Linked DNA regions of Mus musculus: region 1 is linked to region 2. The links are chromatin loops, found by intact Hi-C in ENCODE. Cell type or tissue: gastrocnemius. All regions are shown on one strand. Each heading gives the region's core, and the rest is flanking DNA. Links, peaks and the distances in the headings are about the cores only.

Evidence for each region. Hi-C counts contacts between places; a loop is a spot of excess contacts. Peaks named below come from ENCODE experiments on the same cell type or tissue, not always from the same donor. Only the 100,000 strongest peaks of a DNase experiment are listed, where the experiment ranks them.
Region 1: it touches region 2 in a loop (6-fold over the local background); 2 of 42 quality-filtered maps call a loop at or near these places.

What each region holds. Positions count from the first base shown.
Region 1 is chr14:60,241,227-60,252,780 of GRCm38, reverse strand. It overlaps Nupl1 (nucleoporin like 1), which reads left to right and starts at 1,302. Exons shown (of 15, transcript NM_170591.2): 1 at 1,302-1,618; 2 at 5,315-5,457; 3 at 8,118-8,267; 4 at 9,287-9,424; 5 at 10,124-10,234. The coding sequence starts at 1,512. Gm38641 (a long non-coding RNA gene) reads right to left here and starts at 1,307. Exons shown (of 3, transcript XR_874661.1): 1 at 1,228-1,307. In gastrocnemius, for the core only: no CTCF peak of the experiment used is centred there; a DNase peak (open chromatin) is centred at 1,262; H3K4me3 peaks cover 1,445 bases; H3K27ac peaks cover 1,146 bases.
Region 2 is chr14:59,590,646-59,602,199 of GRCm38, reverse strand. Cdadc1 (cytidine and dCMP deaminase domain containing 1) reads left to right here and starts at 4,241. Exons shown (of 10, transcript NM_027986.3): 1 at 4,241-4,445; 2 at 5,241-5,338; 3 at 9,665-9,739. The coding sequence starts at 4,364. In gastrocnemius, for the core only: a CTCF peak has its summit at 4,708; DNase peaks (open chromatin) are centred at 4,224 and 4,665; H3K4me3 peaks cover 2,088 bases; H3K27ac peaks cover 2,146 bases.

The DNA of each region.
Region 1 (11,554 bases), core at 1,185-9,184, 650 kb before region 2:
TTGTGACCTGCCAAAGGGAAATGGCGAGGAACAGAGTTTTCATCACTATGAGTATTTGGGGGAGAGGACAGGGCTCTACAATGAATCTGGAGGGTGTTCCGGTTCAGCCAACTGCAGGTAGCAATGCTCAAGGTCAACACAAAACAAGTGCTGAATTGTGGGGGAGCTGTGAGAAAAGAAGTGCCAAGGATTTGTCATATAAAGGGCACTGAGGGCCAGACTCAGAGACCGTTGGGCTTTTGTTCGAATCACTACCATGGGGAGGATTGTGCTTTAGCATAAATCTGAGGGGTCTGATGATGGGATCAATTTCATCGAACAAAACTTGGCAGCTGGTCAACGCACTTGCAGGAATAGTATGCCAATTCCTGCCAGAGAATTAAAGAACCATGATATGATGGCAGTGTCCCCAGACCACCGCTAAGAAGCATTTCTTGGTGCCCACGTTGCTCCGGGTGCCCGTACATTCTAATTTACATCCCTCTGGGTTTTTTTTTTTTTTCAGATTTATTTATTTTATGTATGAGTGCACTGTAGCTGTCTTCAGACACACCAGAAGAGGACATCAGATCCCTTTACAGATGGTTGTGAGCCACCATGTGGTTGCTAGGAAATTGAACTCAGGATCTCTGGAAGAGCAGTCGGTGCTGAGCCAGCTCTCCAGCCAGATCGCTCATCCCTGTCCTTACACTTTCCAATTCGCAGTTCCTCTCGTAAATACCCCAAGTTATGGGAAAGCCACATAGCCAGGAAGCAGTCTTCAGGGAAGGTCCCCAAGAACGGCACCCATCCCATTCACCGTCCACTAGGATTTGGGGCACAGTGTCCTGACCTCAGACTCGGAGGCAGAGGAGCCTGGCAGTGTCACGCCGCCCCGCTGAACCCTCCGTGCAGGAAGCACAAGCGTGCAGTACCATGGGGTGCTGACCGGAAGCGTGTGCGACTTAAAACCCGTACATTTCTGGACCCTCAAAAGGTAGACACCCTCTTTTTTTCTCGGGTGCAGCGACACCCAAATGAAACTCAGACGTCCCCTTGGAGGAATGTGAGGTGACGACCAAGGTCTTCTCCAACTCTAGAACTCTACGCATGGCTTTTGACAGGAGGCCGGACCGAAGCCGCACTCCAGGGCCTTCATTCAGGAAGTAAAGCACGAAATCCCGCGAGACTCTCCGGGCACTTCAGGGGCTTAGCGCTTTAAGCGAGTAGGCGGGGCGCCCACCTTACCTCATCCGCCCGGCCTCACACGAGTACCGCTTCCACTCCGATCCCAGGGTTCCCTGCGCGGCGGGCGCGCTTCTAGTGCGTTCGGCGCGCGGGCGGTGTCGCGCATGCGTTCGCCTGTGGCTCCGCCCACTCCGCCCTCGCCTTGCCGCACCGCCGCTTGGGGTTGTTTCCCACCCGGTACCCGCTGGGCACCAGCTATGTGGCACGTCCCTCTTCGGCAGTGAAGGGACAGAAGCGTCCTAGGCCTCTCCACCCTAGCTGACGCCTTCGCGCCAAGGGCCGCCATGGCCACGGGGTTCTCCTTCGGGTCTGGGACCCTCGGCTCCACCACTGTGGCCCCCGGCGGGACCGGAGCGGGCAGCGGCTTCTCCTTCGGGACCGTCGCGTCTAGGTAATGGTGCCGCCTAGCAGGGGACCCTGGTGCTTCCCCGCGGAGGTCTGCACATCGAGGCCTGCCTTCAGGCTGCTAGGCTTCCCTACGAGCCGCGCAGTGGGCTGTGGACCCCTGCCGCCGAGGCTCTGCAGTCCCCGGTCGCGCCGCGACGACGCGGAGTGGGCCCGACTGCGGGAAGCGGCCTGGAGTCGCGGCTACGCCTACGCGACCCCTCGGGTTCAGGGATAGAATGAGTGTTGAATGAATGACAGCTTGTTGCTGGCTTTTAGGAACAGAAAAATAGGTAGGATGTAAGTTAAAAAAAATATCCCCGGGTGGTTTAGATTTCGGTTTTGAACGTTACGATGCATTGGATTTATGATTTTTTGTTTGTTTCAAGCCTTTGTGCCACAGGACCCCCTTCTGTCTTTTTAACATTTTTATGGCATGTATTGTATCATAGTTATTTTGTGCCCTATACAGATTAGCATAGCATCGCAAAGCATTTTGTGTTATAACCATCCACCACATGATCTTTTCCGTTCACTGCAAGCTTAAGTGGTATATTCTTCAGTTTGTGTAATAGATTCCGGTAGTGACAGATGAGTAGCTAGGGATTCCAAAAAGCTATTTCACTGAAAGCATTAATCACTCAGACTCGGCCTTTGGTAAAGAGTTGATCAAATGAGGAAATGTGTACTCGAAGGACAGGTATCTCCCGAGGCATAACAAGACCTATAGGCTTAATGTCTCAAAGAAAGCTCGCTCTCTCTCTCTCTCTCTCTCTCTCTCTCTCTCTCTTAACAGCCCCCGTTAGATACAGCAAATCCAAAATAACAGTACAATCAGACTGCCCCAGTTAAGTCCCATTTTTGCATATGCTTTCTTAATCTTCACTACCTATGTTGTCGAGACACAGGCGACGGTGTGCTCTGCTGTCTCTTTTAACTTTCACCTTGTTTTCTTGTGTCATCGATTAACTGGCTTTAGGTTTGTCGTTTTTAATGGTGTATCTTACTTAGTTCTTTTTTTTTTAAAGATTTTAATTATTTTTATTTAATGTGTGTGGGTGTTCTGCTTGCATCTGTGCATCATGGCTGTGCATTGCCCTTAAATACCAGAAGAGTCCGTCAGACACCCCCCCCCCCCAACCACCACCACTACCACACCACACCACACTGGAGTTAAGGCCCACTGTGAGCTACCAAGTTTTAAATTTAAAATGGAGGGATAGTTTGGGAAGTGGTGGTGCACGCCTTTAATCCCAACACTCTGGAAGCAGAGGCAGGCAGATTTCTGAGTTCCAAGCCAGCCTGGTCTACAAAGTGAGTTCCAGGACAGTCAGGGCTACACAGAGAAACCCTGTCTCGAAAAACAAAACAAGACAAAATATATAAATAGTATATATATTATATAAATATATATCATATATTTTATATATATAAAATGAAATAAAGTACTTTTAGTTTTAAGTCATGGGAGACTAACACAACAGAGTACTCCTGCCTTTACTCATCATTTGTAACTGCATTCTAGTTCTTTAAGAAGCTCCTTTGTCACTGTGACACTCTGCTTACTAGACATCGTCTGCTACTTGCCTTCCTATTGAAAGTATTCGTTTTAAGTGTTTAAATTGCAGCTTTCCCCTCTTGGGTTCCTAGGGTGTGCAGAAGACTGAATGACTCTTCTGGCTGACTGTGGGGTTGATAGTTCCTGGACCTAAGCAGCATGATATTCTGACCAGGACTGTGGTTGTCTTAATTTTAGCTAGCAATTGGTTGTTTTTTTAAATCGGAGCTATCTCTCCATCACCTTGCAGGTGGTTGGTGTGCTTGCCCATGCTCGCTTGAGTGCACGCGCTCTCTCGCTTGCTCTCTCTCTCATCTCTCTCTCTCTCTCTCTCTCTCTCTCTCTCTCTCTCTCGTGTGTGTGTGTGTGTGTGTGTGTGTGTGTGTGTGCGCGCGCGCCTGTGTATTTGGTAGACAAGCCTTCATCCCTGAGCCATGCCCAGCCTCTTTTTCAATGTTTTAAAACAAGTATTATGCTGCATTGAATGAAGGTCTTACAAGGTGGAAGTGCTGTCCTGTGGAACTGTACCCCATTGTTCCTTTCTACGTTTATTTCATGGCAGACTCAGAAGTCCAAGTTGACCTAGAACTCACTTGAAGCTTGGGTAGGCCTTGATTTGACAATCCCACTACTTAAGTAGCATATATTACAGACCTGTGCCACCAATTCTAGATGCCTTTTTCTTTTTTAATTTGAGACTGTCTCATTAAGTTGTCCAGGCAAACTTGAAATTTGTAATTTCCTGAATAACTGGGATTATAGGCATGCCACCGTACTTGTTGTGATTTTGGCTTTCAGAAGAAACAGAATTGGAAGTAATAAATACGTAACATGAGAAGTAAGAGTTCCCATTGTGTTTTATGTTCTATTAATTTTCCTATGTGATTTTTGAGGTATCAAATTCTTGAAACTTGTTGGTTATTTTTATAATCTTTCCCCCTATAGGTAGCAAACTTTGACCTCTAATGGTTGAGATGAACAGCTTTTTTTTTTTTTTTTGGTTGTTCGAGACAGGGTTTCTCTGTGTAGCCCTGGCTGTTCTGGAACTCACTTTGTAGACCAGGCTGGCCTCAAACTCAGAAATCCACCTGCCTCTGCTTCCCTAGTGCTGGGATTAAAGACGCCACAACTGCCCGGCTCCAGCTGTCCTTTATTTAGGTTTCCAGAAGCTATGTAAAGAGTTTCTTCTGTAAACATACAGTCTATTTTTTTTTTAAAAGATTTATTTATATTATATGTAAGTACACTGTAGCTGTCTTCAGAAACGCCAGAAGAGGGCGTCAGATCTCATTACAGATGGTTGTGAGCCACCATGTGGTTGCTGGGATTTGAACTCAGGACTTTTGGAAGAACAGTCAGTGCTCTTAACTGCTGAGCCATTCTCTAGCTCAACACACAGTCTTTACAGAGGACATGATACTTACTGTAGCAGTAAAGGAGCAGCAGTAACCTACCTAGAGTAACGTATGCATGTCTTTTTATGTGAGTCATTGTTGAACTATTGTAATTAGAAGTGTGGACTGTTCTCAAGTAGTTCAAAGGAAAAACAGTCATCTGTGGCCATTTAAAATATGCTAGGGGTCGAGTGAAGACTTGAGATTGAGAGCATTGTGTTCCTTGCTGATGTCTACTGTAGTCTTGTGATCTGACATCCTAATTGCAGTAGAGTGCTTTCCCAGCCTTGTTGTGTTCCTTGCTTTTGTAGTAGTGAAGTTTGAAATGTGCACTTGCTAAGCAAGGGCTACTGCTGCACTATGTCTCAGGCCACACTTTTCCTTAAATTTTGAGGTGTGGTCTTATTAAATTTCCCAGGCTGCCCGTGAATGCACTGTGTAGTCCACACGGGCCAAGAAGGTGTGATTCCTTTGCCTCCCAAATAGCTAACAGGTTCAGTACAAATTATTTAAGATGAAATGTATATTTATATTTATTTTTAAGGAGAAAAGGAAGGTGTTTGAATTTGTTAGGCGTATTTCTTTCAATGTCTTTTGGGTCATAGATTTTATGAGAGAAAACAATTTTAAACAGTTAATTTCTTTTTTTTAAATTTTTCAAAGTAAATATTAGCCATAGCAGACTTTTTTTTCTTTTTTCTCTCTCTCTCTCTCTTTTTTTTTTTTTTTTTTGTTTGTTTCTCTAAACAAGCACACCTTCTGTGGGACTCAACTTTGGATCTCTTGGAAGCTCTGTGACCCCAGCATCTACATCTGCTTCAGCTGGTGGTTTTGGAACAGGCCTCTTTGGATCTAAGCCTGCCACTGGATTTACTCTAGGAGGAACAAGTGCAGGTAAGGAGAATGGTCTTGTTCTTAGGGTAAATGAGATATTTCTTTCTTGGTTTCTGTCTTAGTCAGGGTTTCTGTTCCTGCACAAACATCGTGACCAAGAAGCAAGTCCATGTTGCTTTTCCTAACCAAAGGAAGTCAGGACTGGAACTCAAGCAGGTCAGGGAGCAGGAGCTGATGCAGAGGCCATGGAGGGATGTTCTTTACTGGCTTGCTTCCCCTGGCTTGCTCAGCCTGCTCTCTTATAGAACCAAGACTACCAGCCCAGAGATGGTCCCACCCACAAGGGGTCTTTCCCCCTTGATCACTAATTGAGAAGATGCCTTACAGCTGGATCTCATGGAGGCATTTCCTCAACTGAAGCCTGAAGCTCCTTTCTCTGTGACAGTCTCCATCTTCTGTCTTTATTTTAAAAGTCATCACTGCATCTCTGGAATTGGATGTTTGTATTGGTGAAGGAGCCGCTCCAGAGAAGCATTTGAAAGTTGTAAACGTGAATCAAGATGGTTTTTTTAAATTATATACTACAGTATTTTTCATTAGTAAAGATGCTTAAGGCAGTTTACCAATATGTTGTAAATTTTGATATTAAAATAGGTAGAAAGTATAGTTCTTTAGTTTCTGGCACACATTTGAGTGGTAGCTTTTTGGATGATAGTACCTTATAGCTTTAGTACTTCAAATATCTTTTTTATTCTCAGGGAAAATGCTTGTGTTTGTTACTATAATCATATATCAGTCTTATTACAAGTATATTATTCTCTGAAAGTGGAATCTAGAAGGAAACCATCTTCATTGATCATTCAGTTTGTCTTTTGTTGTCACTGAGAATAGCAGCTACAGCTATAAAGTTAATTCTAAGTAAGAATTTTTGAGAAGAGAACAAACTGCTTTTCTAATGAATTGTGGATTTTCTCCTCTTGTACTATTTCAGTGTAGGAGAAAGAATAATTATAAAGAACTTTGTATAGATCCCACATAATGGTTTTTTCAAAGCCTTTCAGTATTTGGGTATATAAAAACTGAATGCTTCAATGTCATGCCTTTGTAAGTTAGAGATGTATTTTAAACATAGGTAGTTTTGGATGTGGAACCAAAACTTTCACTAGTTGCCTTAAAAAAAAAATTAACCAGAGACAAGGATTAAACCTCACAGACAGGGGCTGGATGGCTCAGTGGTTAAGAACACTGATTGTTCTTCCAAAGGTCCTGAGTTCAAATCCCAGCAACCACATGGTGGCTCACAGCCATCCATAATGAGATCTGATGCCCTCTTTTGGTGTGTCTGAAGACAGCTACAGTGTACTTACATATAATAATAAATAAATCTTTAAAAAAACGAAAAAAACTTACTTAAAAAAACAAAACAAAACAACAACAACAACAACAACAAAAAACCAAAAAAACCTCACAGAAATAAAGGCAAGTGGTCTTCCACTGAGAGCTGTGCTCCCAGCCCCATAATTCTGTGATGTTATAGATAACTAAAAGTTTCACTTCGAGGACAGAACTGTTAACATCTTACAACTTTTCAGAGACAACCAGGGTTTGCTTCTAAGACTGTCACATAGTCTTTTTTCCTCTAAGGAGTCATAGACCTAAAAATGTAATGAACATAAATCCACATCCAAAACTACCTATAATGTTTTCCAGGGTGCCAGTAATCTAACAATATTTTTGAGATAAAATTAATAAGATTTGGAACTAAAGCAATGCAAAAGAAGGACAATGTGTCAGAGTTTCTGCCTTGAGTGATTGAATTGACTGGTGAGGGTATTAGCTGGCTTTTGTGTTGTGGTTAGATGCATGACTCAAAGGGACATCAAGATCCACCAACCAGTAGGGATTCAGGTAGGCATAGATTCAGGCTCATGGAAGGGTGTGGTAGTGCATGCTGTGCTTTCAGTAGTAGGGAGGCTAACACAGTAGTATTGCTGTGGATACTTAGTGAGATACTGCCCTAGTAAACCAAAGAAGCTGGTGCCAGTTAGGGTTAGATTCCTGTAGCTGTGGTTGGAATGATGAAACTGGAGAGATCAGTGGTGTAAGCAGCAGCAGAACTCTGGGAGCAATGCAGGAAGGAGATGTACAGGCAAAGCCTGAAAAGGAGGAGTGAGGAGAGGGCTTGGTACTGGAGTCCAGAGGAAGAGGATTTCCAGGAGTAAGGTCTGGGTGGGACAGGAGGGGCTATTTTTCTGTTGAGAGCAAAGCAGGTGGAGGGAATAAGTGCTACTGTACGAAAGCCTGGGGGGGGGGGGGGAATTGAAATTGATCACAGTATTAGAGTGGTTGTTTTTGCATTTTTCTTTGGTTGCTAGCCCCGCAACCAATCCCCACCCCCCTCCGCTTTCTGAGACAGGGTCTCACTGTGTTGCTCTGACTGTTTTGGAACTTATATACCAGGATACCAGGTTGGCTTAGCATTCAGAGATTGCCTGGCTCTGCCTCCTGAGTATTGCGATCAAAGGTGTGAACCACCACACCCATCTTTTAGTTCTTTTTCTTAACCCGAAGGTTTTATATTCACCATAATTTAGTCCTGACTTGTGTATCTCTATTCTACTTAGGGTAGATAGAGAAAAGGATCCCAGACATAAAATACTCATGAAGACCAGCATAATATCTGTATGATTAAGATAAAAATGAGATTTTTTTTTAAACAGGAACAGCAGCAACAACATCTGCGTCTACAACAGGCTTCAGTTTAGGATTCAGTAAACCTGCGGCATCTGCCACACCATTTGCCCTGCCTGTCACTTCTACCTCAGCTAGTGGTCTTACTCTCTCATCTGCTCTGACATCAACTCCAGCAGGTGAGACAGAATGGGAAGAAAGTTGAATTTGTTGGTTATAGTAAAGTTTTTTCCAGTTAGCGAGCGAATACCCAGTAACCATTTAAATTAAACAACTCAGGGGTGGGGAGATGGTTCAGTAGGTAAATTGTTTTGCTGTACAAGCATAAACACTTTTAAAAGCACAACTATACTTTGGGAAATTTATTTGAATTAGTTATTGATTTTGTCCTACTGATCTATTGCCTTTTCAGTCAGGTTTAGTGGTCCACACCTGTGATTTGGGAGGGAGCCACAGGGGGAACTTGAGTTTAAGGCAAGGATTGGCTAGGTAACAAGACTTTATCTGGAAAAATAAGTTAGCATTGGCTATTAAAGCTGTTATGACTATCTTGAAATATGGTCTCTACTACTTACATAATAAACAGAGTCAAAGGGTAGAGATGTTTTTATTGTCTGTTTTTAAGAGATTGTTAAGAGATTGGCAGAAAGTGTAAAGATGTTTGTACTTACCTAGTTCATGATTCATTTACTTTTAAAGGCAGAATTGTTGGCTGGGATTAAAAACTATATTGTTGTTTAGAGTTAGTTACTGGGTGCCATTGTAATAGCTCTCAAAGCTATTTTGTTGGATGAGGGGGAAATAGGGTCACTAGTTTCTGCTTTGAAACTACTATTACTCTTCACTACTATTACTCTTTATTCTGAGTATTTCCAAAAGTTTTTTGAGCATATAGTTTCAGATGTGTCTGAATTCTAGTTTTGAGAATGTACTCCTATTGTTTCTGTTGTTTTTGTTTTTTAAAAGATTTATTTATTTACTTTATGTGAGTTCACTGTCCCTCTCTTTAGATACACCAGAAGAGGGCATCAGATCCCATTATATGGTGAGCCATCATGTGGGTGCTGGGAATTGAACTCAGGACCTGGAATCAGTGCTCTTAACTTCTGAGCCATTTCTCCAGCCCCTCCCTGTGGTGTTTTAAAGTACTATTTCTGTGTGAAGGCTATTCATTTCTTTCTCTGTCTTTTACTTTCAGCATCCACAGGATTTACTTTGAATAACTTGGGAGCAACACCAGCCACAACTACAACAGCATCAACTGGGCTTTCTTTAGGGGGAGCCTTAGCTGGTTTGGGAGGTTCACTTTTTCAGAGTGGAAACACAGCAACATCAGGTAATTGATAGTATTTCTTTTCCAAAAGTAAATATTTGTATTTAAATTTACTTCATTTTAGCTTGCTAACTATTTTAGCTTTTTTTTTTATAATCTGTTTTTCTTTCAGTATGAAAACCAGTAAGTGTAGGAATGCATTGGTTTGTGGAAAAATAGGTTTGTCAACCAAATATCTAGTTAGCTTGTAAATATAATGACTATGATTAACTGTAGTCCATTTGAACGTTTTTGCCAGTGAGGTGAGATTTAAATAAGTAAATAAAGGTTACATAGTTTTTAAACACTTTTTTTTTTAAAGAATAACTGAGAATGTGTAGTATTTAACATTTAAGGTATATCACATTTATATTTTACACATTCATACTAGATTATTTTAAAATTGTGCGATTCCAAAATAGCAATCAGCAGGATGTAAATATATCATGTGGAATAGATTTTGTAAAAAAAGTTTTTAAAATAACTAAAAATAGAATGTTTACCTATATCAAATTAGATATAGTCAGGCCCTTTGATAATGAAAGATCCCAACTTCCAAATTAAATGTTATTGAATCCAACAAGATTATCAATATTTACCCAACTCAAGCTCCAGATTTTTTTCATGTTATTTTCCTAAAACAAGTAGGAAGGAAATGTATGGTCTTAAAGTCAGGAAAGTTGATAAAAATGGTATTGACAATGGTGGTTTGTTCATTTCCAGGTCTCGGACAAAATGCTTTAAGCTTGTCTTTGGGAACTACAGCACCTACTTCAGCTGCCAGCAATGAAGGCCTTGGTGGTATAGACTTTAGTACCTCATCAGATAAGAAGAGTAAGTGACGATACTTCAGTGTGGTGTTCTGACATCATGGCTAGGGTGCCTGGAAGATCACTAGTGTGGTTGACCACTAAGACTCATTAGGATGGTACCTTCACGTTTGTTTATATTATCAATAGTACACAAATTTTATATGTTGAGCATAAGCTATTTATAAATAGCTTAAGCTTATGTCTTGTATAGCTATGTTAATGTATATTTAATGCTTATTTGTAAATCAGGACAATGCTCTGTATATTTTGTAATCTTTTACTCAGTTAATATTGGAAATACTTAGTTATTATTCCATTGCTGTGCTAACACACCATGATCAAGGCAACTCTGTAAGAGTTATTTGGCTTACAATTGCAGAGGGCTAATAGTCAATTATAACAGAGCAGAGATAGTCAGTGACAGGCAGCTGGATCTTCACTTGACAGTCCACATCAAGTACAGCATACAGAAAGTGGAGACAGCAAACAGCAAACTGGGAATGGCATATGGGTTTTGAAAACTGAGCCAAACCCTGGTTACAAACTTATCCAGCAGCGCCACACATTCTAATCTTACCCAAATTGCCACAAACTGGGGTCTCATTTATTTAGATTCTATGGGGGACATCTCATTCAAACTACCACAGTACATTTAGTTTTAAGAAAATGAGCTGTTTAGGTAAACAAATCCCTATTTTTTATTACCCTGTTTCATCAAATCTTAGACTTCAGTTTTAGAAGGAAGGTTCCAAATTCAGAAATGTTGAGCAGTGAAAGGTAGTGATAAACTAATTATTCCATATTTTTATGGAAAAATAAACATGAAATGTCATGGAAGAAGAACTAAAAAATCCATTTATAGTAAAAGTGAGTGACAAATGATTTTAAAATGTAGAGTACTTGATTTTTACATGCTTTCTCAGATTTTAACATCTTTTTTTGTTGCTTTTGTTCTGTTTTTAGAGACAGGGTTTCTCTGTGTAGTTCTGGCTGTCCTGGAACTCACGCTGTAGGCCAGGCTGGCCTCAAACTCAGAAATCTGCCTGCCTCTGCCTCCCCAATTGCTGGGATTAAAGGCTTGTGCCACCACTGCCTGGCTACATTTTAACATCTTTGAAATCAGTATGTGTCTTATGGATTCAATTTTAGAGATGAATGGACTGTGCTATGTATGAGACAGAAATTCAATTAGTGTTGAATAACTTAACAATAAGAGCAGTACCTCAGAAAATGTATGGATCACAGGGTTGAGTTTACAAATGGAGAAAACATATTTACCTAATGAACATTTGAAGAGAATGTTTTATCTCATTACTACTGTAAGAAATAGATGTTGAATGGT
Region 2 (11,554 bases), core at 1,597-9,596:
ATTTGTAACCTCTTTTGGAAACAGTTTCTCTCTCTTGTTCTCAAGCACAGGGTCTCTTCCCTGGCTGTTCTCTTTTGTTCTCCAGTCCTTGTCAGGTGGCTGGTCTGACCTGGAACAGAGACTTTGGAGAAAACTTGTAAACAAACATGCTTGAGTCTGGAGCAAGCAGGCATTCCAAATCCCCTCTCTAAAGCCAGCCTTCTCAGTAGAACTGAAGAGCATGAAACAATTTTTAATATTATCCATCTCCAAAAGACATCTGAGTGTCTGTAAAACTGAACCCAGTGATCTAAGGATCCATAATCATTTTGTTTGTGTGTCTGCAGACAGGAGCAGACAATCTGAAACACCGCCTCCCGAGTGTTGGTCAGGACACTGTACAAACAGTCGAAGTCATTGCTGTTGCTCTTGGTGGCCTCACAGAAAGGGAAGGTAAATCCCTATTGCTGAAGACACAGGACCAGAGAATTCTAACAGGATCTGACCTGAAAAGCTCCCAGAGAAAAACTGGAAATCTACCCAGCCTCACCCAGGAGTACTCATTGATCTAAAAGGGAAACTTACTACCACAGTATCATGCCAGGAGCCATCTACTAGAAGCTAAAAACTAGCAGGTAATCTTCCTGAGATGGTTAAACTATGAGCTGTAAAATTATAATGGATTTGCTCTTCTAGAAAAGGCCAAAGGAACTACATTTGAGGAAAGGTTGTTGCTACTACTATGCTTTTCCAGTTATTATTAAATATATATTACAAGCACTAGGTATTAGCCAACCCTTTTGAGCAGATTTCTGTGAACAACAAAGATGTACTGTCTTGTACTGGTACTATATAGACAAATAGATGATTTCTTAATTCTTAATGATTTTATAAGAACTCCTAAAATTACACTAGTAATTACTAAGCCCTTTAAAATAGGAGTGCTATTAAGTCCTTTCTGATATTAAAACTGCAATGAGAACTCTGCCAGTTTTCATGTATCATCAGTTAATTGCTTCTGAGATAGAAAGTAGGCATTTACAACTTAGAACACATTCTAGAAGTTGTAAAACAATCAACCAAAAGTCATAACTAGCAATTTATTGTAGGTATAAGGACAAAAGATAAAATATTGACTGGGCTTATCTACATAAAACTTTAATAATAACTTAGTCACAAAATTATAGATTTTAACTTTCAATGAACCTGTAGAGCTAGTGGCAGAAAATGAATATCTAGTCTTAATGGGACATATGTAAACATCTCTGTTGTAAACTTCTTATTCAACTTATGATTTGAATTTATGTTTGAACTTTTAGGGAATTTTTGGTTTTTTTCTTTTTTCTTTTTTTTCCTTTTTTTTTTAATTAGGTATTTTCCTCATTTACATTTCCAATGCTATCCCAAAAGTGGGAACTTTGATTTATTTTTTTTTAAAGATGCTTGGAAAAATGGTGTGATCTATTCCCCTAGAAAAGGTACAAAAAACTAGGGATGATTACATTGCATGGCATTATTACATAAGAGCAGGAGAGAGGGCAAGATTAGGAGGACAACAGAGTAGAGTAACTTAGAAATTAAAAGGAAACTTAGGAAGTAAGAGAGTAATAGGCAGAATGCAGATAGAAAGAGGACAAAGAAAAGGCTACAAAGAAAGAGCAGGTAGGCTTCTCTTTACCATGGGGTAGAACAAGTCTTTTATTAATAGCAAGGCAAGCTTAGTCTTACTAAAGAGGACAATGCTTTTTTTTTTCCTTACAGACTTGGGTTTAGCAAAAATATGGTAGAAGCTTTTTCTTTCTCTATGCAATAAAGATTGTGGCTCATTTCTTCATCCAGAATGAGTGAGTTCTTTCTGCATTGATCTTTTGCTTCATATGCATATGTAAGTATAGACGTATGTGTGTAAGTATGTAATTATGAGATAAATATGTAGCTTAGACCAACTGGTTTATATGAAGGTGTATGAGTATGCATGCATAAATTTGTATATGAATGTGTGTGAGTTTATGCATATTTTCTGTGTAAAAGTTTTTCTTCCTGGGAGTGTCTCTCTTCTCCTGGTTCAATAAAAGTTTATTGCTCCAAACCTCCTTCCTGCCTGACAAGCAAGAGGTGGGACTTCTGAGCAAAAGAGAAAAACGCACTAGCAATTACTTTATTACTTGATCCCCTGATGTTAGGCTACAGGTATTAATCACCTAAGATAGCATTTCTTTAACCCTCAGAGTGAACAAGAAAGTGTTTAGGGTTGTTTTGTTTTATTTTCTTTTTAAGAAATTACCAGCAAGCATTCATTATAGTTAGAGAGGTAGATGTCCAGAGACTGTAAGTCTTTAAACCTTCCTCTGAGACCACCAGTCTTTAAGCTACCTCTATGTACAACTCTGTGACCCACTTCAACCTATTCAATGCCAGGCAGACTCCTGGAACTATCATACCAGTATAATTCCTAACTCCTTTCTAAACATTTATCTTAACACTCCCAGGTAAATGCAACTCTTATCTCTCCTCAGCATTATCTATCTATCTATCTATCTATCTATCATCTATCTATCTATCCATCTATCTATCTATCAAGATGGGCATGCTAGCATATGCCTTTAATTCTAAGACTCAGGAGTCTACGCTGTGTGTTCTAGGCCAGCCAGGACTTCACAGTGAGACCCTTTCTTAAAAAGACAAACACACACACACACACACACACACACACACACACACACACACAGAGAGAGAGAGAGAGAGAGAGAGAGAGAGAGAGAGAGAGAGAGAGAGAGAGAGAGAGAGAGAGAATGGAGCAGAGGAGGAGGAAGGTAGTAGCAACAGCAGTTCTCAAAATGTAGAGAACAACTGACCTTGCATATCCAGTCCTGAAGGTTGGATCTAGAACTCAACCCCTACACCTAACGTTCAGGATCATCTCAGAAAGGGGGGAGGGGGATGAAAAGACTGTAAGAGCCAGAGAGGATCAGGAAGCTGTCAGAACATTGTCTTCTAGTTGTTGCAGGAAAGCTCCACCTACAAAATTTCAACAACATGGCTGCCAAAACAAGACCCGAACAATGCCAACACCAGCTAACTTGCCAACATGGGTGAAATCTCCCAGGGGTCCCATATCTAGATGAAGGGTAAATAATAACAGAGGAGAAATTAGTCTTCCCCAAGAATAAGTCCCCTCAACTAGTTATCCAGTACCAAGTGATCAGTCCTAAAAGCATATACATACAAGCACATATATGTAGAGATATATGTGTGTATATATTATATACATATATAATACATGTATATAAACAATAGTGGTTAAAGAAAAACCATGAATTAATTTAAAAATGATCAGGGCCTCGGGGAGGGGGGAGATTTGTAATGATATTATATTTTAAATAAAAATAAAACTATTTTTACAATTTTTGTTCAAATATCCATCTCTGGAGTTAAGGGTTGTAGTGACCCACTCTGGATGTGGGTGTTGGGAACTGAACTCAGACCCACTGGAAGAGTAGGAAGTGTTCTTAACTGCTGGGCCATGTTTCTGACCTCTCCAGGCTTCATTTTACACTTTATATTTTTCACTGGGGGCTGAGGAGATGGTTCATTGTGTACATGCTTTAGATATAAGCTTGAGGAGTTCCTTCTGGATCCCTCAAACCCACATTAAAAAAAAAAAAAGGTCTGAGTAAAGCTGCACCAGCCTGTAGTCACAAGTGTGTAAAGTCTGAGACAGGAGGATGAAGCTCCAGTGTAGCCAACCAGTGAGCTCCAGATCCAAGCAGAGACCCATTCTCAAAACAAACATTTGGAGGGCCATATAGAGGAAGATACCCTCTGTACGGTAAGCGCGCACACGTACGCTCTATTTACAAATTCATTGGGACGGACAACTCAGATTTTTCAGGTTCCGCTGTCTACTTAACTCTTCGATCCTCCCAGTTCTCTTCTCATAGTTTGTGTGAGTTTGGATATGAAGCAGAACCAAATACCCTGGGATCCGCCCACATCTGACGGCTGGGTTCCGATGGCCCTGCTTCCCCCACCTCGCCCACTCCGGTTCTATGTTCGCCTCTCTCTGTTTAAGTCCTCCACCCTGGTCCCCTACTGTCCCGAACCAAGACAACTTCAAGCGTCCTTCTTTCTGCAAAAATCACTGAACACAGCCTGCTACACAGAGTAGCATAACTGATAGATAACCACCACCACCACCTCGGTGCGCCGGACTCTGACGTCACATTAAGCGCCGGAAGCGATGGGGGGGGCATACCGAGACGTCATCTTGCTGCGCAGAACAAGCGGTTGTTGACAGGCCGCAGAGGTGGCCGTAGGCGAGCTTCAAGGAACCTATCATGCCTGACCGGGCAAGCTGTCCTGGGCCGAGGCCTTTGGGCTGGGGATGAAAGAAACGGATCAGATGCAGAGTTTGGAGGGTTCCGGGGCCGAGAGGTCAGTCGGCACGCAGACGGGCAGCATGACGGGTGAGTGCGGTGGCCTTCTCTCCCGCCCTGCCCCTCTCCTGGCGCTCTGCACGCTTGCCCGAGTCTCCCTCCAGCTCCGCATCCTGCCTGTCCTGTGTCTCCGCACAGCCCAGCACCCTCCCTGCTCTATGTCTCCTTCCCGCCCTGCTAGCCTGCTACTCCCCCCCCCCCCCCCACACACACACATACTGCACCTCCCTGACACCCTGCCTGCCCTGTGACTCACAGCGACTCCTGTCTGCCCCGCCGTCCCTGGTCTCCTTGCCAGGCGCGCGTCCCGGACACTGTGCTGTCCAGGCTTCATAGGTCGCGTCCTGTCCTGCACTGGTGGGTGGTTGCACCTAGAGTCAGTATCCCGGAGCTGAAGAGCCTGAAATTGCGCTTTGGCAAATTCACCACCCGTGATACCTCCCTCAAGTTTTGCCTTATGGTTGAAGATCAATCATGTTCCAACCATTGCCCTTTTAGCAATGCCAGGTTCCAGAGGGGTAGGGGTGGGGACCTTGCTCCTCGGCTACATCAGAGAGGAGCCCTTATCCTATTGATTGATTGATTATTTCCAGAGCCTTTGTATCAGTTTTACTATTTTACCTGTGGGGTGAGCTGGAGAAAAAAAAAGCACCCAACTTTGGAAAGTGCCACCCGAGGTCACTGAAAGTGAGGTTGTGGCCACTCTTGCTAAGGAAGCTTTTATTCTCCTGCCTGCCAGACCATCTGCAGCTCACTCGTAGCTTTGAGCTTAGCTCCTCTGCCTTCACTAGTGAAATTCTGAAGTGCTTGCCTTCTCTTTTGTAGGTCAAATACCAAGGCTTTCTAAAGTGAACCTTTTCACCCTGCTCAGTCTCTGGATGGAGCTCTTCCCAGGAGTGGAAGCCCAAGGGCAAAAATCTCAGGTATACCTTATTTCCATAGAGAGTGTTTACCCTTGGAAAAGCAGTAGTCTAAGTCTGGTTTCATTGGCCAACTGTAGTCCTAACAGCCAAATGCAGCAAGAACCTAGGAATGGTGTCATGGCTTTTGTATGCTGTGCCTGTAACCACAGCGAACTAGCTCATATTTCCAGTCTGAAAAGTTATTTCTAGTGTGTGCCATGATTACCAGGTATTAAGGCTTTTCTTTTGGAGACATTTAGCGCCTTAAAAATGTGCATTGTAAAAGTCAGTTTGCTAGTAATACAAAATTTGGAAATCCTTTTAGCTTTATTGTCCATATTTTATCTCATCGTAATTCTGTTATATACATTTAACTTGAATCCCTTTTCAGTGCAAAAGTTTTTTTTCTCACCCTTGGTTTCTGGCATCCTCTCCTTCATCTGACAGATACCATGGAGGTTTTGTTTATTTAAGAGAAATAAGTTGGTTTTGTTTTAAATATTTTATTTGAAATCTTGTTTAGAAATCTGACCCATACCTGTTATCAGTTTAAGGCTTTAAAAATTAAAATCTAACTGGACATGGAAATAATTGCAAGAGGCATCAAAAGAAATCCTTGTTTTCTGAAAGCCGGCCAACTTGAAAAGAGGCTTGACCTAGAGACGCACAACTTTCATAACCTGACCCATCCCTGCTATTGTTCACCATGTTACAATCTTTCCAACTGTGCTTCATGCCCATATTTCCCAAGGCCATAGCCATGAAGTCACAATGCCAGGTAGGGGTCCATGAAGGCACCCTCCAAGTTATTCTAACAGTGTGTGCTAGCTTGAGAGCTTGGTTAGCAGTTTTAATGTTATCTGTATGGAAAGTATGTTTTAGCTACCAGAAAACCAAATTTACAAAATGCATAGATTACCATTATCACCTGTTTGTCATCTACTGTCAGGAAAGCATATGTGTATATTATTTTTATTAGTTTGGGTATCATGGCTGCTGCAGAGAAGCAAAACTAGTGGTAGCAATAGAGAAGAGCAGAACTAGTCCATTTTCATAATTTTGTACAAACATTATCATTATTATTATTATTACTGAAGATAATCCAATAAGCCAGAAGCATTAAAAAAATCATACTACATATGCTTCCAGGAGACTTCTCTTTGCATTAGATAATTTACTTAAAATATTTTTCAATTTTTCTCGTCTCCTTTCTAATATAAATCAGGACTACATGTCTAGTGGTGGCACAGCCCGCAGTGGACTGGGCTCTCTCATGTCAATCATTAATCAAGAAAATACCCTAAAGGCACACACACACAGCAATATGATAGAGGCAACTTCTTAATTGAAGTTCCCTCTTCCCAGGGGTCTCTAGGTGTGTCAGGTTGACAAAAAAACCACACAGAGCATGTCACAGAAGCTCCAAGATGCAGTTTGGCTTGCAGCTGTTTAAAGTATGTGTTCATTATTTATGAAGTGAACAGAGGAAAAATCCTCACTACTCTACCACCTAGAGACTGTTGACACTGTCTATTGTTCTATCCTTTTTCTTTTACTCATTTGAGATATTCTGGAACTTCCTTAAGTAGAGAAAAGAAATACATGGGCTGTGGTGTCATTTTGTGCATGGGGGCAGCCAGTGATTCATAACCAGCCTGCCTGAGTTCACATTCCAGTTCAAGCTCTTGCTACTTTGTGTAACTTTGAATACTCTATTTTACATTTATTTGTCTGTCAGCTTCTATTTTAGTATAGTGGAAAATACCAGTACGTACAGCGTGTTTTGTCTTGAGGTCCTGGTAATTGAACCAAGAGCCTTGTACTTGTAAGATAAGTGCTTCAAACCCTGAACACACTGCTAGCTTACTACGTGGAGTTGTTCTAAGCAGTGAATGAGTTAAACTAATAACACTTTTAGTGCCTGGAGCTACTTTAGACTGTTTTGATTATGATTTTAATAAATTGTAAAGCACTGTTGCACTGATGGGCATTTACATTGTCTCTTTTGCCAGATTTAATATTTAAAATGTTAATATTAACTTGCATTTGTAAGTATAGCCAGTGTCTGAGTTCTTCTGTGCTATCAAAATTTACATTGCTCAGTAATAAAAACAGAGCTTTTAAGAGTCCAATCAATGATTGGAAAATTAATTGTCTATAAAACTTATAATAAGGCTGGGAGGCAATTAATGAAAAGTTTTGAAATAGAAATCAAGTTCTATGAAGATGGCTGACATTTCCAAAGGGTTTTCTTTCCTACTGGTTCAAGCTTTGCTTATAGTTTAATTCTGTTTGAATTGTGTGACTTTCTAAGACTAGACATCCTTTGTTTTTCTCTCCCCAGCCACAGCACCTTTCTCACTCAGTTCTGCCTGTATGGAGACTGTAGCATGGGGCCTCCCTGAGCTTTTCTGGAACAGAGGCAGTGTAGTACTGAGGGGAGACAGGGATCTGGCTTAGTGAGGATCAGCTAGGTGACCATGGTTGTATTTTTTAATTTGTCCCTGCCACAATTTTTCTCACTTGTACTATGAAAGTAATAACTCTTATAGAATTGTAATGGTTAAATGAAATAATTCCAAACCTTTGTGGTGGCGCAAGTCTTTAATCCCAGCACTCGGGAGGCAGAGGCAGGTGGATTTCTGAGTTCGAAGCCAGCCTGGTCTACAGAGTGAGTTCCAGGACAGCCAGGGCTACACAGAGAAACCCTGTCTGGAAAAACAAAAACAACAACAACAAAAAAAAGTTTAATTAAACTACAATGAAAGCATGAATCAGTAGGAAAGAAAATAACTTTGAAATGTCAAACATCTTCATAGTACTTCTATTCCAAACCCCTTTCTTAACCCCCACCGCAACCATAGCCACTTAGGAGAATTAGATACCTCTTAAAACTTATTTTTATAATTACCATTACTGAAATTACTCTCACCACTTATCAACCTCATGATGTCCTACATTTCCTGCTCTGCTTGAAGAGAAATCTTATTTCCAGGATGTAGGTTTTCTTCCTGGAAGTCGTTGCTTTCTGAGACAACATTTGTTTGTAAGTATAAGCTGAGCAATCACCAGCACTGCCACTCTTACTTTAAAACTGCCCCAATTTGTTAACTGCTTCACCTCTGTGGGGCACACAGAATTCTACACCACCCTATCAGTCTCTCACTTGGCTGTGTTCATAGTCCTAAAGTCTGTGAGGGCTGCTTCCAGAACAACTAGCTAGGCCTATGGCTGGCATCTAATAAAGGGTCAAGCACTTATTGAACTAATTGAAGGGCCAGGCTCTGTTACATTTATTTATTTATTTATTTATTTATTTATTTTCATGTGTATGAGTGTTTTGTCTGCATGTATGTCTGTGAACTGCATGCTTGCCCAGCCCATGGAGGCCAGAAAGGGGCATCAGACCCCCTGGAATTAAGTTATAGTTTTGAGATGCCAGGTAGGTGTTCGGAATCGAACGTAATTCCTTTGTAAAAGCAGCCAATGTTCTTAACTACTGAAGGACCTTTCTAGACCCTAGCTTCCAATTTAAAACTTCTATTTTGATTCAACTTTAGGGAAGGCATTCCTATACTAATTGTTATTACTGTCATAAAAACTACCACGGTGTTGATGACTAAAACAAAAATCTGTTATCATACAGTTCTGAAGGTCAGCAATTCAAAAGGCTTTTCACCAACTAAGACCAAACTGCCAGCAGGACTCATTTTCTCCGAAGGCTCTAGGAGGAAATGTATTTCTTTGCCTTTTCTAGCTTTGGAAATTGCCTGCATTGTTTGGGTTGTATGGCCTTTCTGACTTCAAAGCCCTTTGATGGCTTGTTGATTCTCCCTCCTGTTGTCTCACTCTGAGTCTCCTCTGCCCTCCTTTGCTTACAGTGGCTCCTGTGGTAGTACTGGGCCCACTGGATCATCAGGACAGTCTTTCATACCAAGACTGATGGTGCATATCTATGCCTACCTGTAAAATTAACCCCCCTTTAACTATGAAACAGCATAGCTGCAGAGACAGGATCAAAGAAATCCCTTAGGACGCATCGTCCTGCCTGCCGTAATCCACATGCAATACCTTTGATACATAATTCTTTATCTTCTGGACTCTGCTTAATCCTTCACAACCTTTGAATTTTTACATTGCTTAATACTGTCCCATTTCTATGATCTCCACATTACAGTTTCAATCCTATAAAGGCCTGTTTGGAAGCTTAGGTGTAGTCTGAGCAAATAGTACCCAAGCAAAGTGAGACATCACTGCAGAGCTTTGCAAGGAGGCATCCAGCCTTAAATCCTGAAATGTGGAATTCATCATGTTAATCATCTTCCCTTTTAATCTGATTTTAATTAGAAAACTGAAGAGGAAAGCCGTGGTCCCTTAGGAGACAATGAAGAGTTGACCAGAGTGTCTACTGAAAAAAAACAGGTGAATTGTTGTGATTTAAAAAAAAAAAAAAAAAAAGATGTGCAAGTTTATGATAAGAAAGCAAAGAAAAGGGATAAAGTCCTGTGAAGACCTCCGTAATCAAGGGAGTTTCTTAGATTTCTCCATAAAGGCCTTGTGTACTGACAAGCCTATATGTCTTTCCTGTTTGAAAAATTCAAGTGGGAGTATTGTGTAATGTTTCTAACGTCTAATCCTGATTTCACACAGATGTGTTAAGCAATGCCCTGCGGAGTCTTTCACGTGTGTGTATCTTGGTTATTATGACTGGAGTGCAAGCCTGGTTACTCTTTACGTGGGTCACTTCTCAAGGGTTAAGGATTGAGTCAATTAGTATCTCCCTCTGGGACCAACAGCACTGTCTGTCTTGCTGTTCCTCTCCGAAGATCAGATTTCCAAATCTGTGGGTCCAAACAACCTTGTGGTCCCAGCTGCATCACCCCCTGTGGGCCTGGAGGGCGTGGCCACCACAGACGAGCTTCTTACTCTTCTGAGTCCTTTGTCCCTGATCCACGAATTTCTTGTCTGCTATTGTATATGAAACAGGGCAGTCAACCCGGAAGGCAAATCCTGACCTCTGTGATTCTGCCTGGGGTGTCCTTGTCACCTTTAGTTTCCAGAGAAGGTTGTTGATCATATATAGAGAATGACTTGCACGTGTATTTTGAAAAAGTTATTATTTTGATGTCTGTTTTTATAAGTTTCCTGATTAGTTCTGGGAGTGCGTCTCTTTCACTGCCTGGTGTGATTTTGACATAATTTTCCTGAGACTGCTTAGATGCTTTCAACACAAAGGGGAAAAAATTAGCGGATCACCTAGGTCAATATACTGACTAAAGCATGTACAAAAGGTGATCGTGGTCTACCATGGTTTAATGTAAAATCTGTGACTAGAATTATATGGAAACTTGCCGAGATGTGTGTGAAGTAAAACAAAACCAGGATGCAGACAAGTGGTTCCCAGAAAGTCAGTGTGTTGGGGCAGCAGTAAGTAGACAGCTCAGAGTACAACTTGGGCTTTTAAGTTTGAGGTGAAAAGCTCCTCTCGAACTAGATATTATGAAAAAACTCCATCTTAAACTTTATATTTTGTTCTTAGCTAGAAGCAAAATGAACAGGTTGTGGCTTTTTGTTTTTTGGGGTTTTTTGGGGGGTGGGGGGAGGTAGGGTGGGCTAAATTTTGGGTTTTCTAGACAAGGTTTCTCTTTGTATCTCTAGCTGTCCTGGAACACAAGGCTGGTCTCGAACTCAAGAGTTTTGCCTGCCTCTGCCTCCATGTGCTGGAATTAAAGGTATATGCCACCATGCTCAGCTAGCTTTATTTTGTTTTAAAAAGACTCAGAAAGGTAATAAACTTGGGCTGAAGATTGTTCTAATAAGAGGTTGATAACATGTCTTTTGTGTCTTGGGAACAATGTCACAGACATCCATTTGTTACTGGCTTCTTTCTTTCTTCTGACAGTGTAAAGCCCATGCCCTTCAGCTGAGTTGCAGCCACTCCAATGGCCATGTGGTTCAGTTTTAACAGCATTGGCTCTGGTGCCCAGATCCTTTGATAAGACAATTTTTTATAAAAGATTTATTTATTTATTATGTACAGTCTACAGTCCACATATATGCCTTCCTGCCAGAAGAGGGCACCAGACCCCGTTACAGATGGTTGTGAGCCATCATGTAGTTTCTGGAAATTGAACTCAGGACCTCTAGAAGAGCAGTCAGTGCTCTAAACCTCTGAGTCATCTCTCCAACTCTGATAAGACAATTTTTATTGGTTGCTTTCTAAAATGGACAGTTTGC